Linked DNA regions of Homo sapiens: region 2 is linked to region 1. The links are chromatin contacts, found by Hi-C or POLR2A ChIA-PET in ENCODE. All regions are on one chromosome and are shown on one strand. Each heading gives the region's core, a stretch centred on a gene start or an enhancer-like site at or near the end of the contact. The rest is flanking DNA. Distances are from core to core; before and after follow the strand shown. Region 1 has its middle 280 kb from the start of KAZN-AS1. Region 2 has its middle 65 kb from the start of KAZN-AS1.

Region 1 (6,003 bases), core at 3,470-5,969:
CACTCCAGCCTGGACGACAGAGCAAAACTCTGTCTCAAAAAAAAAAAAGGTATACTGTCTTATAAAGCTAAGCTACATACTAAGCAAAGTTAATTATGTTTATAGACAAATATTTTTTATGGGAAAAGTAAAAATAAAGTCAAAGAATAGTGTGTGTGGGGGTGTGGGTGTGTGTGTGTGTCTTTTTTTCAGAGACATGGTCTTTTTCTATCACCCAGGCTGGAGTGCAGTAGTGCAATCATAGCTCACTGCAGCCTCGACCTCCTTGACTCAAGCGATCCTCCCACCTCAGCCTCCTGAGAGCTGGGACTACAGGAACATGCCACCATGCCCGGCTAATTTTTAAATTTATTTTGTAAAGATGGGGTCTCACTATGTTGCCCAGGCTGGTCTCAAGCTCCTGGGCTCAAGTGACTCTCCCACCTTGGCCTCCCAAAGTGTTGGGATTACAGATGTGAGCCACAGCACCCAGCCAAGACTATTGTAAGGGAAGAGAACATTGAAGCTGGGAGAGTCGTAAATAATGAAGGGAAGGAGGGTAGAGGTACTAAGAACCTTATCCTAGAAGAGCTATGGTCTGAAAATTGATTAAACAATGAAATAAAGACATTGCATGAAGGTAACGTCTATGGTTTGGATATTTGTTCCCTCCAATCCTCATGTGGAAATTTGATCCCCAATGTGGCAATGTTGGAGGTGGGGCCTGATGGAAGGCTATTGGGTCATGCCAGTGGATCCTTCATTAGTAGATGCCTTTCCTGTGGGGTGAGTGTGTTCTCACTGTGTTAGTTCCTGCAAGAGTGCTGGTTGTTAAAAGGAGCCTGGAACTTCCCCCCACTTGCTTCCTTTCGTGCCATGTGATCTCTGCACTGGGCTCTCCTTCCACTTTCTACTGTGAGTTAAAGCAGAGTGAGGCCCTCACCAGATGCAGATGCTCCATCTTGAAATTTTCAGCAACCAGAATCATAAGCCAAGTAACCTCTTTTCTTTATAAACTACCTGGTCTCAGGTATTCTGTTATAGCAACACAAAATGGACTAAGACAAGGCCGGGTGTGGTAGCTCATGCCTGTAATCCCAGCACTTTGGGAGGCTGAGGCAGGAGGATCACTTGAGCCCAGGAGTTCAAGACCAGCCTGGGCAACATAGCAAGATGCCAACTCTACAAAAAAAAATAATAATAAACTAAGACAGTAACTAAGAGAGAAACTAAAAATGACATAACTGTTATATCCCTATATCCAGAGCCTCAAAATAAAAGTTACATCCCAGGTACCCTTCCCTAGGAAAGTTCTGGAAGATGTGGTCCACCAAAGTCAGGCAATAAACAAAGACAAGGGGAAGACATGCTATCCTGGAAACAAGGGATCTAACGCAGAGCAAAAAGATGAAGGAATTCCTGGAATGACACTGAAGGAAAATCCCAGGACAGTGGTTAAGGAACAGAGATAGAGAACTGCTTATCCGAGTTGAGGAGAAGGAGGAAAGAGTTCTGCATTTAGGAAGGGAAAGTAAAAACAAGAGATTCCCTGATGTGCTCAAATAAATCTGGAGCAGATTTATAACTACAGAGGAGAGTTTGGGAATGAACTGCTGATAGATTAATAGAAAACTAGTTGGCCAGGTGCGGTGACTCATGCCCATAATCCCAGCACTTTGAGAAGCTGAGACAGGAGGATCACTTGAGCCCAGGAGTTTGATACCAGCCTGGCCAACGTGGTAATACCCTGCCTCTGCACAAAACTTAAACAATAGCCAGGCATGGTGGCACAGGCTTGTGCTCCCAGCTATTTGAGAGGCTGAGGTGGGAGAGCTGCTTGAGCCTAGGAGGTCGAGGCTGTGGTGAGCCGAGATCACACCACTGTACTCCAGCCTGGGCAACAGAGCAAGATCCTGTCTCAAAAAAAAGAAAAAAAAAAGCAGAGCAAACTTTGGTGGGGGAAGGAGGATGAGCAATTACAAAGTCCAGGGAGGGCAAAATTTGTGCAAGACAAGAGGTATAATTGTGACTCAATTGTTAGTAAAATGTATACTGTCTTATCAACAGAAACTCAACATAATTATTTCACAAAAATTCTGACACAATTACACTGGTGGAAGTAAGTGGGGGAGAAGTGTGTGCCTGTGTATGAGGGCGCAGGAAGAATACAAGATCTAAACCCTTACCTTTCACAGTAGGAAATCTAAAGTTGACATATAAAACCAGAAAATAACAAAACCAGAGTATTAGAAATAGGGCGGTACATACACGAAACAATAGCTCAGAATGAAAGGGGTTTTCTAGGGGAGCAGTGGAATAGTGGGGAGGAGGACTTCCTAACAGGCTGGTGTTTTCCATGTCAAGCCTCAGGGATTATTTGGCTTTTAAAAAGTATGCCTAGGTATACAGAAATAAAACCAAAAGCTAGTTTAAAAATTTCAAAATCATGGGGTGTTATGCCCTGAGCAACAATGCTTTCTTCTGGATGCATCACAATTAGGAACCGTCGTTCCAAGCAATGTTTCCTGGCCCTGGGAGCAGTCCCTCCTGCCACTATGGGGCCATGCTGAGAGCTGTCTTGGAACCTATGCTGGCCTCATTAGGTGATGTTCCTCCAGCTGCTCCATCCCCGAGATAATTACCGCAAACTTTGGCTCATGCTGGCCTCAATTAGACAGGTCCTTCCTTTCAGGGGCATAAGGGCATGGTGGCCGTCCAGCAGGAAGCCAGTAAACACTTGGGAAGACAGTTGGGCCCATCTCACCAAGGGCATGAAAACACAGCCAGAGCGGCTTCTTTTCAAATCTTAATTGTAGAGGCAACTCCTGTGATTCAGCTCCCTGAGAAAATTGAGTAGAGGGGGCAAGGGGTGGAGAAGGGATTGTACCATCTTAAATGAGGAGGAGAGGCCCTCCAGCTGCAGCGGGCCCATCTGCCTCACGTGACCATGTCCATGAAAATGAAGTGAGACAAATGTCATTGAGAGGGCTCCTCTGGTCTCTAAAGAGCTAACAGCCAATGCTGAAGGCTACAGCGCTTTCAGGCTCAAGTACTTCCTTCACTCAGGAGTCTTGGCAGGGATACGAGGAATGTACAAATCTGGCACATTCTCCTCCTCCTGTGAGTAGCGGCCATCCCACATAGCACGTAAAGTGTGTATTTTGTACATCTTGTGAAACTCACTGTAGCTCTTAAAAAGAAAATGCTCGCCCAGGTAGGTGCAATAACATTGACATATTTCCAAAAGCTAAGAAGCAGCCTCTCCATTCATTTACATTTGCTGTTAGGAACAACCTGGTAGCTAAAAGCTAAGACATTTTTAGACTGTGTATTTTATTGGAATTTTAAACGCTTCTAATTGTGCATGCACCAGGAGGTTTTGAAAATGGAGGTTTTAAAGACTTCAAGCGGGCACAGCTAGACATCTCAGTAGAAGACAGAATTTTCCTGAATTATGCTTTATGACAAGGACACATTGGGGTCTTAGGTTCAGCCTGTAAACCTACCTCCATCTGGTTTTAAGGCAAGCCAAAAAAAAAAAAAAAAAGGGAAGGAGGGAGGAAAAGAGGAAGATAGCAAGGCAGGAACAAAGAGAACAACCTTGCTTCTACAGTAGATAAATAAACTTACACGGATTTCCCATCAAAAATGTACTCTTTATAGCAACATGAGAACAAATAATGAGGGGAAAAAATATCAATTCTCATAAGCACAAAGCCTTAACATTTTCACTTACAACCTCAAACTGAATAGCATCCAGCCATTTCCCATAATTTCAGTAATGGCCGAGACATTGGAACATGCAGTAATAACAAACAAAAACACGCCATTATCCATGCACAGATGTAACCTCCAAACACAGAGATTTTTCTCCAGGACCTTAAAAAAATTGCATTCAGTAGCACATGCTGCCAAAACTCGCTGATTTTTTTACCTATTTTCACTCAGTTTGCCTTAGGCTAAAACTACTTATCGTCCAGGCAGGTACCCGACCCCACAGGGTCTCAAATTATTGAAAGCAAATTGGCTTTCAGGCTGTTTCCCCTCTAATCTCAATTCTTTGAGGCCCAAGGAGTGATTTACATGGCAAATGGGTCCTACAACCACCATTTCTCCTTGGAGTCCTGGCATCACCACAGAGACCAGAGGAATTTTTTTTTTATTACTGTAAATGAGCCGTTCGTTACATCTGGTTCCATCAGCGAAGGATGAGTTTTACCCCCCGAAGAAACCTATGGGGCTGACCCTTGGAGAGGGTCTATGTCAACAGGTGGGCGTCGGGAACCTCTGTGCTCTCAGGCCCCAGAGGCAGGAAGCAGAGACATAGCTTCTGCGGCCAGGTCCCCATGTGACCACTTGGGGCAAGCATGTCATTTTCTCCAAGCAGCTATTTTTAGTTTTGTTTTTTTTTTTTTTTTTAAATGGTAATCACTTCAACAGTGTCATGGAGAAGATTCAAATGCTTCCCCACAATTTCCAGGTTTTCCCATTCCTTTTCTGGGGGTTTTCTGGGGAAGTTTAGAAGAATGATCTAGAAACAGCTTGCCAGGAGAATTAGGCAGCCAGAACGGCGTCCAGGGAGGAAAGCTTTTGGCAGCGTGCAGATTCTTGGCATGGTTCCTCCAGGGCCACAGGGACCATCCTAGTTGGGCCTGGGCACCTGCCCAGAACTTCTGAGCGGAGCGTTGTTCACATGCCACTCATTCTTGGCAGGCGAGATGCAGAAGGCATCGGTCTGTGAGCATCATCTCTCCTCTGCCGCCTGCCAAGGTTTAGACAGGACGTCTTTCTTCCCAGAGAATGAGGGCATCTTCCCAGCCGATCTCCCATCACCTGGACAGGTACAGACTCAGGCTGCTTGTCCTTAGAAGTCGTTATAATGAAGAGTGACACATAAACCTTCCAGAGAAGCCTGAAACTTCTGGACGGGGTTCGTGGGGGAGGCAGGGGTGCGGGGGTGGTGGAGCAGCTTACACGTGTGTAAGAACTACAGGCAAAGCAGGTCTAAAACTTGCTATGGAAACAACTAAAATGTGTTCAAAAGCTAAAAAGAATGATTGGGCTCTTTTTCTTTTAAAAGTCAAGAAAAAGAGGAAAGAAAATATGGGATAGCGAAAAGGGGGGTGGGAAGGCCTCCCTCCCTCTAAATGTATTTTGTATTATCAGAAGAGAATGCAGATCATGCAAACGTTTTCTGGGGACTTAACGTTTAACTGTTTTCATCTTATAATTATCGAGATCTTCATTAATAATTATTATAATTATTATTACACCTGCGAAGCACTTTCTGTATGCCAGGCCTTGTGCTGGGTGCCTTAGATATATTATCTCATTTAATCCTCATAGCCATGTGTCTTATTGAATCAAATCCTCATATTATCCCAGTTTTACAGATAAGGAAATTGAGGCTTAGAAAGATTAGATAGCTTGTCCAAAATCACACTTTCTAACTGATGGGGCCAGGATTTAAACCTGCCTCTGTTTAATCATAAAGCCCTTCCCTTTAAGGACTACCCTGTACATCACCTCTTTCAGGAGAAAGAGAGTTGGGTTTGACACCTGCCTCTCTACAGTTCCTAGAGCCAGACTCATTTTTGAAGACTTTCATGGATGCCTATATGGTGTGTCAACAAGAAAGCTGGCCACTTTCCTCCTTCCTACTTAACACACACACACACATACATACCACACACACACACACACACACACACACACACACACACACACATTTACCTCAAATCCCCTTTCCCTCCTCCCACACTTGAGTAAATCAATTACTCCATGCTTTATCAAAAGCCTATTTGACCATAAAGAATTTTAGAGAAAATCTGACCTGATCCTTTCATCTCATGGATAAAGAAAATTGAGGCCCAGAGCATGGCTGATGCCAAATAGGGATCTGGAATTCCTTTTTCTGGAACAGTATTCTCTCCTCTACGGCCCTGCAGCCCATGCCCTGCTGGGCACTGGGTAGAAGGCTAATATCAATCAGCCCTGGCCACTGGCCACCTCTGCAGAAGCTAA
Region 2 (6,154 bases), core at 17-2,516, 350 kb before region 1:
AGCTCCTTAGTCAAAACCCTCCAGTCTACAGACCTCTCCTCTGAGCCAGTGGCCCATGTGACCTCCTTCCTTGGAAGGCCTCACCCTCAGCACATCCCAACTGAATCACTGCTCCGTTCCAAGCCTCCCATTCCTTCTGGATCCTTTCCTGGTGAGGCAGCACTATCTACCCAGATCTGCAAGCCACAAATGACCTTCTGCCCCATGGCATCTGATCCATCCTCAAATGTTGTCCAGGCTCACCCCTCAAAAATATCTACTGCTGTCCACCAGCACTGCCACCACCTCAGTTGCAGCCACCATCCTCTCTCCTGGACAACCACTCTAGCCTCCGAAAGGTATTCCCGCATTGGTTCAGTTGTCACACAGAGAGAACTTAACTCTTTCCTTTCCTCCACTTTTAAAAGCCTCTGGGTTTTTTGTTTATCTTTGGAACAAAATAAAAGTCTTTGGCTCCAGCCCCTACTTAGCTAATTTCTTCATCTCTCCTCTTCTTCCCTTTGTATGTGGATATGAAGCTGGGGAAATAAGTGAATGTCTGGACACCAGGCTGTGACATTGGTGACTTTGGGGTGTGAGGCTGGGGATGAGAAAGGAGGTGGGTAGAGGGAGATTTTTCTCATGTATCTTTGAACTGTTTCACTGGCTATAGTGAATACAAGTTAACTCTGTAATATTAGCAAAGAAAATTAATAAAGTATGCTTACATATTGTCCATTACTTAAGGAAGGAGAGTCTTTTAGTTAGCTATATGGAAAACTTTACTGTAATGTTTGCCTTTTCCTTCCCTATGGTGTCCCCAAAAAACCAGGTCAAACAAAACAGGAGGTAAGGAGGGGGCCTGAGCACTCATGCTGGTGTTGGACCAAGAGCTTTCAACTAAGTGGAAAAGAAAAGTGCAACCCTGTTGATTTAGTCCAGTGTCCTAACGTGCCAGGAAAGAACTCACCACTGTAGCTGTTAGCACTGATTTATGGAATCTCATCTAGACCATTTTCAGCCCTACCAAAAAATAGCTGGTCCTCTGAATACACACAGCTGATGAATGCCTCTGTTTAACTTGGCCACAAGCAAAACCACACTGAATGTGAATAATTGCTTCAGATAAAAAGACAGAACCCGTAATTTACAGGGAGCTACCAAGGAATTTAGGCTCGAGGTCAAACCGATGGCCTGGCAAGTATAATATTATGCCTGGCACTTCCCAGTGGTCAGTACTTTGGAATCCAGCCCGCCTAGTCTGTGAAATTCACCATGGAGGACAAGAAACGGAATTCTCCTCCCAAGCCTGAAGGTGTTAGTGGCATGGTGTCAACTCTTATTACCTAGTTAAAAATTGATTATCAAAATGTCTATCTGCTGAGTCTATCTGACTCAACCATCTTCACTACGCATTATCTTTTGTGGATCTTAAATGTACAGGCTATTAAAGTGGGCCAGCTCCTCTTATAAAACAAGACAGAGGAAAAGCAGGAATGTTTCCAAGATAGCTTCTGTATGAGTAACATACAACGGTAGAGTAATGAACTATGATGCTAAATTTTCATTATGAAATTTCACTTTTCCTCCTCAATTTATTTTCCTGGAATCTAGAGTAGGCACCAGGATTTTAACCACAAGCCACAGTTGGTGAGGACTTAAGCATCCCACAACATACATTATGTTAAAAATAATTTCATTTGTGAAGTACTCATTGGTCTTAACTGAGAGTTGGTGGAAAGGAACAGTAAAGGGAGAGCTTTCAAACTTTCATCCAAGTCAAACCTGGATGAATGGGTAGAAATCTTAATGTCTTTAAACTTATTTTTCATTTTTTCCATCTAGATATATATTTCCTGAAATATTAAGGTCTTGGGGCAGGATGGCTGGAAAAGTGAACTCTAAATGATGCAGGGCAGGCGAGCCCCAAAGTGGAGCTTAGCCACGTTAGCTTGGCTTTGCCCAGGAAAATTCAAGGGAAAGCCAGAGGTAGAAGAGAACAGCTTTACTGAACAGGCAGTGCTATAGGTCTGGTGGTGTTACAGCTCCATGACTGCTCCCGCAGAGCAAGACTACCCTGTGGGCAGAGAGTAGCTGCTCAGGGCAGTTCTGCAGTCATATTCATATCCACTTTTTTTTTTTTTTTTTTTGAGATGGAGTCTCGCTCTGTCGCCCAGGCTGGAGTGCAGTGGTGTGATCTTGGTTCACTGCAACCTCCGCCTCTGGGGTTCAAGTGATTCTCCTGCCTCAGCCTCCTAAGTAGCCGGGACTACAGGCACGCACCAGCATGCCCGGCTAATTTTTGTATTTTTAGTGGAGACAGGGTTTCACCATGTTGGTCAGGCTGGTCTTTTACTCCTGACCTTGTGATCCACCCGCCTCAGCCTCCCGACGTGCTGGGATTACAGGTGTGAGCCACCACGCAGGTCCAGATCCACTTTTAATTGCGTGCAGATTAAGGGGCAGTTTATGCAGGGTGGGGGTAGTAACTTTTGGATCACTGAATGCCATGGAAAGAGGTGGCAAGTTCTGGGTGTTGCCATGGCAACAGTAAATTGACAAGCCACACTGGTAGGTGGGCCTGATTGAAAGCTGCTTTTGCCCCTGGCCCTGTTGTAGCTAGTCAGCTAGTCCTCAGTCTGGTCCAGGTCTGAGCCCCACCTCTGGAGTTGAGTCCCACCTCCTACCTCATAAAGACATATCTGGATTAATTCAAAGTGGGTGGCACTAGAAATGTTGGACAAGCTTTTAAGATGTCCCTTGCAAAGAGTGGAATGTGAGAATTTGGTGTTTCTTTGAATGCAACGTGGTCAATGAAAGGGAAATGCTGTTTGATATCCTCAGGGTTGCTTGTCTTGTGGGTGATTCTGGCCTTCCTTTCAGTAGACTTGATCTCTTTTATAATTTCCCCTTTTCTTTCCCTGAAATAAAGGTTAGCAAGTTCTTTTGGATACGTGATAGATTGAGTGACATATGGCCTCAATTCTTCATTTTCCCCTGAATCTAAACCCTTTGCAATGTAAGTTTGCACAACCTCTTCATTGTATGTGGTGGTGTGGGGGAGAATTTTGTCCCATCTCTTAGTTTTGGGCTCAGCGTGTGATTTGCTTTGGCCGAGGCTATGAGAGCAGACATGAGACAAACAGAAGTTTGACAAAGCATTTTGGCATTTCCACTCACTTTTTTGGCTTTTGCTGTGAAACATGTCTGAGTTAACCTGCTGGAGAATGAGACCCCAGAGCAAAGCTGAATCAACACAGTTATCCCAGGAGATGCCCCAGACATGTGAGAGAGACCAGCCAAGATCGCATGGCTGCCTGAACTCCCTGCAGCTGACCGCAGCCATGTGAATGCGCCTTGCGGAGCCGAGTCTTGGATGAGCAGAACCAGGCAGCCAGCCTGCAGACCCTGAACAAAAACAAATGTTTACTGTCTGCCACTGAAGTTTTGAGGTTGTTTGTTATGCAGCACTATTGGGACAATAGATAACTGATACAAGATGAAGTTACTTTTTTCTTATACTTGGTTCAAGGAAGAAGTATGAGCACAGAATATTGTCTTTAAAAAATTGATAAAAATTGTACATATTCATGGTATACAACCTGATATTTTGAAACACGAATATATTGTGGACTGGCTAAATTGAAATAATTAACATATACATTACCTCACATATTTTTTTTTGGTGGTGTAAACACTTAAAATCTGCTTTCTTAGCAATTTTCAAGAATATAATACATTGTTATCGACTATAGCCACACCGTTGTGCAATAGATCTCTTGAACTTATTTCTCCTAGCTAACTGAAAGCAATCTTGAGCAAAGAGAGCCAAACTGGAGGCCTCACACATTACCTGATTTCAAACTATACTACAAAGCTAGAGTAATTAAAACACCATCGTACTGGCATAAGAACAGACACATAGACCGTCAGAACAGAATAGAAAGCTCCGAAATAAATCCATGCATCTATGGTCAATCAATTTTCAATAAAGATGCCAAGAAAGTACAATGAGGAGAAGACGATCTCTTTAATAAACGGTACTGGAAAAACTGGATATCCACATGCGGGAGAATCAAATTAGACCATTATCTCACACCATATACAAAAACATAATTTAAAGTGGATTAAAGACTTTATGTAAGACCTGAAACTATAAAACTACTGGAAGAAAACATAGGGCAATGGCTCCATGACACTGGTCAGAGCAATGATTTTTTGATCTATGACCCCAAAAATAGGGGCAACAAAAGTGAAAACAGACAAATAGGATTAACCTAAAAAGTCTCTGTACAGCAAAGGAAACAGTCAACAGAACGAAGAGACAACCTATTGAATGGGAGAAAATATTTGCAAATGTATAAATGTATAAAACCGATGTAAACCTATACATACCTAAAATGTATAAAACCAAATTGTAACATAACTGCTGTAGACACACTTTCGCAAAACCTCTTAAGACTCTGTTCCCTTGGCATGGTCACTCATATTGGCTCAGAATAAACCTCTTTAAAATATTTTACAGAGTTTGGTTTTTCCATTAACAGAGGTTTATATCCAAAATATATAAGAAGCATGGAATATCTTCTGCAAACAAGCTGCCCTTTTGTTCCTTCTTGGATTGATTCATGTCTTATGTCAGTGAGGTTTCCCTGATGCTGTAAGTCCCTCACTTTCGGTAATGGGCCCTCTTGCTGATGTTTTTGCTCCCCTCTGACGCACAAGTGAGAGTTATTCCAGGGTTGCATGGAGGAGGAGGGCCCCATTCTCTATCTTCATTTGAATATTGGTAGCTTTAGCGTTCTTATTTTGATGTGACTCTCCCTTGCTGGAAAATGGCCTTGGAGTTTGGATGGGTTTTATTGTTGGAAGATAAATCAGATTTGAGATCCTGAGGGATTCTAGCAGCTGAAGTGTAAACTTGGATGGGAGCAAAATCAGAATAATAATGGCTAATATTTACAGTGTGTGTCAGTCAGCATGCCAGGAAGGAAAGCTTAGAAAAGCTCTTTGCATATATTCATTCATTTAAGTCTCGGAACAGCTCTGTGAAACAGGAACGATTATTCCCATTGTGCAGATGACAAAACTAAGGTATAAATAAAGAGGTTATGTAACTTACCTAAGGATACTTGCCCAGCTAGTAAGTAATGTAAGTCCAGGCAGTCGGATGCCAGAATCCACACCCTTGACCATAAAGTTATATTAGCTCCCGTTGACTTGGATCACATGGGGACCATGTGCTTAGTGCATAGGTAAAGCCCACTCTCCCGCACCCTCAGCAGGCTTGGGAAGTTCCTGCCATATGCTGGCTCTCAGAGAGTGTTCTCCTGAATCTCTACCACAGGGAACTCCATAAAGACCCCTCACCCGCCCTTGCCCCAAGACCCCTCCCCAACTCCCTCCCTTTCTAATGATGCCATTATTCTGCATTGATTGAATGCTTAGCATGAAACAACCCCTCAGGGGGTTTACATGTAATGTTTTATTGAACACATATAACCTATTAGGAGATATTAATATTATCTCTGTTTTACAGATGAGCAAATAGAGTCTGAGAGAAGGTAAGTAACTGGTCAGAGATGGCTTCCCAGAAGCAGAACAGAGACCAGAGTCAGCCAGACTCCAGATCACCTACACTCTTAGCCGTGAGCTCTAGTGACTGCCTTCACATGGGACTTTCTGATTTTATTCAAACTCTGGCTGTCTGCAAGAAATAACTTTTCATTTCTAGACCTGAACCTACTTTTTCTTTGGGCCCTGGCTCCCCAGTCATGGTAGAAATTTGTCTTGGTCTGAAGTTCTCTGCTTTTTCTTTCAGGTTGGGTAGGTTGGGGTATCAGCTAGCGGGAGGGGGTGAGCATCTGTTCCTTGGTAGATGGCACCTGTCCCGGAGGTGGCCTTCTTCCTATCTGGCCTTTGGCCATCTATCCATGCAGCTCACCGCTGCATGCTCCTCAAGCTGTCCGACATTGCCTGGCACCTGTTGGCTCTCTGGTCCACGTGGATGAAGCCTTTGGGAAGCATTACCATGTCCCTAAGCCACTCTGAGCTGTGGAAAGCCACGGGTCTGTCTTGGGCCCATCTGCCTGGACACTCCATGCAGGCATGCCGTTTGCTCTTGTACCACTGGGCCTGCATGGTTGTTGACTGACTTGCACACTCTGGTGCTCTG

The links. Hi-C counts contacts between places; a loop is a spot of excess contacts on that map. ChIA-PET counts read pairs that join two places held with the same protein, here RNA polymerase II (POLR2A).
Region 2: a loop to region 1 is called in a map of PC-3, with 2.2 times the contacts of the local background. The contact joins two enhancer-like sites. A Hi-C loop is called at or near these places in 1 of 168 maps with a recorded cell type or tissue (PC-3). POLR2A ChIA-PET finds 5 or more read pairs at or near these places in 1 of 52 experiments (SK-N-SH).

The regions. Positions count from the first base shown.
Region 1 is chr1:14,139,632-14,145,634 of GRCh38, reverse strand. It overlaps a transcript of KAZN not described here. Among named protein-coding and RNA genes, the nearest start is that of KAZN-AS1, 280 kb to the left of the region's middle. Within about 2 kb of position 4,719, at least 8 of the 41 ENCODE cell types and tissues checked have a DNase peak (open chromatin) inside an H3K27ac peak, as active enhancers do.
Region 2 is chr1:14,481,868-14,488,021 of GRCh38, reverse strand. It overlaps a transcript of KAZN not described here. Among named protein-coding and RNA genes, the nearest start is that of KAZN-AS1, 65 kb to the right of the region's middle. Within about 2 kb of position 1,266, at least 3 of the 41 ENCODE cell types and tissues checked have a DNase peak (open chromatin) inside an H3K27ac peak, as active enhancers do.